2 separate regions of the Homo sapiens genome follow, and region 2 is linked to region 1. Evidence: chromatin loops called from intact Hi-C (ENCODE). Cell type or tissue: mammary epithelial cell. All regions are shown on one strand. Each heading gives the region's core, and the rest is flanking DNA. Links, peaks and the distances in the headings are about the cores only.

Region 1 (2,925 bases), core at 280-2,779:
TTTTCATATGTCTTAATGACTCACATTAAATAATAAAATTTAAAAACTCCAACTCTAACTTTAAAAAAAATTTGTGTTCTAACAACAATCTCCCCAAATTACTTCTTGGGTAGATGTTTCGGATGGTTGTTGGAGATGCTGCATTTTTTTAAGCCTGTAGAGAATTACCAAAAGCCTGACTCAAGTATCAGAAAAAGTTTAAACTAAGAAAACAAAAAGCAACAATTATTAAATCTGTTTTTATGTTTACCCTGAGATACTTCTACCAATAATTTCCCACAAACTACCAGGGAGATACTTCTTTCTCAGACACAATGGTTTTTTTCCCAACTAAATGCATTTCTGAACTTAAACGCATGAAAAGTTAATAAACGGAAGGAAAAGCAAATTCAGAGCTGTCATTTTAAAATTATATTCTTAAAGGGTTTAAGGGTATCATTTGTGGAACACAAAGAGATTTCCTTCTCAACAACATTCCAGGACATCACTCTTTCCTGCCTACCAGCAGACAAGATTATACTTGTCTGGTATGTCAGTAAAGTATTTACACAAAGACAGTTTTTCAGAATCTTCTCATTGTGAACACAAAACAGGAAATACAGTAATACCATCAGTATATGTTAAACACTGTTTAGTATAAACTGTATTTTTTCCTTAATGAGTACTAGCTTAACCTCCAGGAGGAAGAGGTGAAAATAAGCACATCTAAAAACACATTATCACTAGTTGTTTGCAGCCAGCCAAAGAAAAGGTTAAGGAAGAAAAACTCAATAAAACTTTCCAAACTACATTTTAGTTAGTGTTATACTATAGCCTCTAATAAAAACTCATTTTTCTCAAGTTCATAGGGGAAAATAAAGGTATTCCATAAAAGTTAATATTTTTGAATAAAAAATAGCCTAATTAATAACAGGCAATTTAACAGAAATACTGCTTCTGAGGCAGAAAAAACAAATTTCTATGTAAAGTGGCCATCCATCAAAAACACCAAATAATAAAGCATTTCATGATCTAAAAAAATTAATTCCTTTTATTTAAATTTATTAAAAAAAACTGTTTACCTTCCGTGGCTAAACAGTAATACAATTCTATCAGCTTACCAACTGAAGAGCTTTGAAATGTATTTACAAACTGATTATATAAAGTACAGCTTGTGTCCTAAGCAGAAAAACACAGAGAAAATTTTAATTTCCCATAAGATAGTTGAATGAACTATGGTTTGACTGCCCTCTGCTGATGTGAAATTTTTACAACTATAAAAACTGATATGATAAAACTGTGATATTATGATTTTAAAATAACTGTTTCTACTCAGATCCTGGTTTCATTATTGACTTCCTGTGAAAACTAAAGAGATTTAAATATTTAGCTTCTGTGTCTTATGTTTATTTATTTTTAGAGACAAGAGTCTCACCCTGTCACCCAGGCTACAGAGCAGTGGCAAGATCACGGATCACCATAGGCCTCAACCTCTAGGATCTAGCTAGCAATCCTCCTGCCTCAACCTCCTGAGTAGCCAGGGCTACAGCTGATTTTTCAATTTTTGTAGAGACAAGGTCTCCCAAAGTTTCCCAGGCTGGTTTCAAACTCCTAGCCTTAAGTGATCCTCCTGCCCCAGGCTCCCAAAATGTTGGGATTACAGGTGTGGGCCACTGCACTTGGCCATGTAGTCTTATTTTTAATTAACGGGCAAAATTCATGAAACAACTATTATCTGACGGCTATCAAAAATATGATTTGATCTCTGTATTAGTTCCTTCTCATGCTGCTAATAAAGACATACCCAAGGCTACTGGGTAGTTTATAAAGGAAAAAAGTTTAATTGACTCATAGTTTGGCATGGCTGGGGAGGCCTCAGGAAACTTACAATCATTGTGGAAAAGTAAGCAAACACATCCTTCTTCACATGGTGGCAGGAAGGAGAAGAATGAGAGCAAAAGGGGAAAAGCCCCTTATAAAACCTTCATATCTCATGAGAACTCACTGACTATCATGAGAACAGCACGGAGGTAAGCACCCCCATGATTCAATTACCTCCCACCAGGTCTCTCCCATGACATGTGGGGATTATGGGAACTATAATTTGAGATGAGATTTTGGTGGGGACACAGCCAAACTGTATCAATCTCTCTGACCTCAAGATACTTACATGTTATTAGAAAGACAGGAAAAACCTGGAACACATGAACTATTAGAGAACATCAAGAACTAAGCTAGGTGGTACAGAAGACAAGTAAGCTAGAGAAAAAAGATTTGTAGAGCCAATTTAGTAAAAACTAAACAAAACCTCAAAAATAAAAAATTCATGGAAAAGGCTGTTAAGACAGGCAGTCAAGGAAAAGTAATGAGCATGGTTTTAGATGAAAGAGGAGGAGACAAAATAAGCAAAAGCCTGGAGAAAATAATGAATGTATAATAGTACGTGCATATCACATGACTACCAGAAGACATAATTGCCAAGATAAAAGGTAAATGTTCAGTGAAAACAGAAAATACTATAATGGTAAGATGCTGCATGGGGTATGGGCAACTTTTGCAAAGTGAAAAAGCCAGAATGAAGAGCTGGACTTGATGAGGCAAACAAGGAGTCCCTGTATGTTCCTTAACAGTATATCACTCCTTTAGGAAGAATACTATAAAACAGAATGAATATGAAATGGTGGAGAAAGAGACTGAAGGCAGAGAAACGAGTCAAGAGGCAATGGCAGTAATAAAGGAAATAACTCAACCAGAAGAGTAATGGTAATAGAGCAGAAAAAAGAAATTGAGATAAAATAATTGAGATTTCAAATTTTGAATTATAAAACAAAACCGGAGGCTGGACTGGATTCAGATTTTTGTTTAAATATTTGCCATATTAAGGTGATTATTAAATTCCACTGAAATAAAAGAGTACTAGACTCAGAGTCAGCAGAAGGGAAAAGT
Region 2 (2,925 bases), core at 187-2,686, 1.2 Mb before region 1:
TTGATAAAATGCAGAGCTACTAGAGGAGCAGATCATCTTCCTAAAGTGCCTTGAAATTCAAGTCCTTTTTAATTGCCGAGAATTCATGTCACTTGTGTGACAAAGCTATAAACATGCATAATCATAAAAACACATTTTGACATCCTGAATAAAATCAATGCCATGTTATTGTTAATTTTTTAACAAACAGATGAGTTTTATTAATAATTTTAACAGTTCAGCCTATGTCTTAATCAATGTTTTCCTCCTAAAAAATTATTTTGCAAAACACATTGGAACATTTTCAACGGACGCTAGTAGAAATATGTCTCACATCATTCTGAAAGCTCAAATAGTATTTGTAAATTTCTTTTGTTTATCATCTACATCTTTTATACAATATCACACAAACATTTTAAAGTCAAGGCCTATGGCACGTACATCTTATGCATATACTCAAGCAGAAACATGAGAGACATCAAACTGGCCGGAGATTCACTTTGCTTGGTATTACATTAGTCTTTTGATAGTATTTCATTTTAACAAGGTAATGCAAACTTTTTGCATCCAGTTTATTGAAAGTTTTTCTTTAAACATGCTTTCTTTCCCACCAAAACCCAACAGCTCTGAGGTGAAGTTAAGGAAAACTGCCACTGCCAGACACCGCTCTCAGCAGCTGCAGAGCTGCCGAATTCTTCATAAATGCTGTGCTTTCTTTCATCACATGTTCTTCATCTTCCCTTTTCTTTCTCTTTCCAGACACTGAAATTTCTTCCAAAAGATATTTTCCGTCTTTGCCAAGCTTTCCATGTGTTAGAGAATAATTCCTTGAACCCTGGGGACTGGTTTTAAGCTTTAAAAATTTGCTAAGTAGTTTCTTTTTTATTTGTTCCCTCTTTTAAACAACTCGATACGGGCATCAATTTGTCTCCTTCCTCTCTCACTCTCGCTTTGTGATGTTCCATATGTGAAAACATTCATTAAGCACTGTAATTTTTTAGCTTCTGTTCTGTAATCCTCAAGTCCCACTTTTTCCAAGATTTCTGAAAATTATCTTATTTCATTCATGCATAAATCTTCACAGAATATGCTGAAAGCAATACAGAGAGCAGATGCTATTTGCTCAAGAAAAATGCAACATTTTGGTGAAATGTAATGCAACTTCCTTTGAAACCTTAAAAACAAATTTTTTTATTTCCCAATATATCCACTAGATGGCAGGGTAGACCTCCATTTTTGTGTCTACGAAAATGTGCTCTTTATGGCAAAGGATTACTTTTGTGTAGAGCATATTGTATTGCTCCGTTTGTTTTCATATTCTAGTCTTCTGATGCTCTCTAAAGTTATTACAAACAAGGACAACAAATGTGATCACCTATTGAGTATATGCTGTAACCAGACACCTTGCTAAGAATTGCCTTATGGTTATAGGCACATATACATTATTAAATAAATTATATTAGGACAAGTAATATATTTATTATATAAGAATGATGATAAGGCCAAGGAGAAATAAAATAATATTTCATAAAATGTTTCCATTTTATGAAATTGACAAAGCAATTTTAACTTTGACAGAAGATTCAGAAATGGCTACAAGCACTTTGATTGCTGTTTCTACTTAAAGGTAAAAGAATGTGCCAAACCAATATGTGGAGAGGGTAATGCTATTTCTGGGTCACATTAGCATTCAGCAGAACTTTGTATTCTCTTCATATGCAAAATGGTTACTTGGATTTTTAGAAATATGGCTTTTTAACAAGTTCGGTACTGCAAAATGTAATGCCTTGATTATATCTGTAAGTGATGGGAAGATGAACAATAGTTTGACTTTTCTGATAAATGGTGCTTAAATATTTTTTGAAGTTTCCAAAGCTGAAAACAGTTTATTATTTTTTAAAATAAAGTCCTGCCAGTGTTTCTTAGCATGTAATTCTAGACACTAAACCATACAAATACATGCCACTCCCCAATAGAGAGTAATTTACTAATTTCATTTAAATCTTAGCTCTAGTAGATTTAAAAGTGTGCCCTACGTAGTTCTGGGGATTCCACAGGCGGCCATGTGGGGTCTCCATAGGCAGTGGGAAGAAGGTCCAGGCTAAGCACTCTCTCCTTTCAGCAGGAGCATGAAGATATTCATCTCTTTCATATATATACTGCGTAACCCCTGTCATTTAAATAAAGAGTTCAGCTGGAGAAAGCACTTCTGCTGTGATTACACATAGGTCAAATGAAAGTTATTCAGTAAAGATTGAGTAAAGATTACTCACTCTAGAGTAAGGATTCTATTTTTGCCAGTGGGAAAGAAAAAAGACAGATTAATTTGGTAAAAATAAAATCAAATTTTTCTGCCAAAAAATTAAAACTCAATAGCAGTCATCATATAAAAAAGCAAACATTTAACTGGATTTGTTATGTTAACCAGTTGTTTTGTTGTCACAGCATGTGGCTATCAAATATCCTCATGACAAAGAAAACTAAGGAAAGCAAGAGATATAAGAAGCAGTCAAAAAATATACACTTATGATTGATAATGGGCCTGGTTCTGTAATAGGAGATTCAGAAGATGACTAACTTATACAAATACACCTGCTCATAGAGATGTATCGACATCCACCTATTCCATGTAATGAAAAAGACAACAGGTAAGTACTGGGGGCTGCAGGACATTGTCTTGAAGTTGACAGCTCCTTAATCCACATCTTTTAGGTTTTAAGTGTTTCTACTGTGCTTCTTTTACATAGTTCAGCTCAAGGGATGAGACAAATCAAGTCACTGCCATTATATTAAACAGAATGAGGTGGCAAGAAATGTACAAACAACATGCAGTAGAGTATGAATTGGCATAATTTTTTCAAAAAGGAAGAGATAGTAAATACCTTAACTTTGGGCCACTAATCAACATTGCTGTAATCGTATGAAAACATAATATGTAAACAAATG

What was found. Hi-C counts contacts between places; a loop is a spot of excess contacts. Peaks named below come from ENCODE experiments on the same cell type or tissue, not always from the same donor. Only the 100,000 strongest peaks of a DNase experiment are listed, where the experiment ranks them.
Region 2: a loop joins it to region 1, with 11 times the contacts of the local background. A loop is called at or near these places in 2 of 110 quality-filtered maps.

The regions. Positions count from the first base shown.
Region 1 is chr4:123,125,678-123,128,602 of GRCh38, reverse strand. The region is part of intron 14 of AFG2A (AAA ATPase AFG2A); the gene reads right to left. Among named protein-coding and RNA genes, the nearest start is that of AFG2A, 200 kb to the right of the region's middle. In mammary epithelial cell, for the core only: a CTCF peak has its summit at 1,226 (motif pointing left); a DNase peak (open chromatin) is centred at 532; H3K27ac peaks cover 999 bases.
Region 2 is chr4:124,320,703-124,323,627 of GRCh38, reverse strand. No RefSeq gene overlaps it. Among named protein-coding and RNA genes, the nearest start is that of LINC02516, 240 kb to the left of the region's middle. In mammary epithelial cell, for the core only: a CTCF peak has its summit at 1,203 (motif pointing right); no DNase peak of the experiment used is centred there.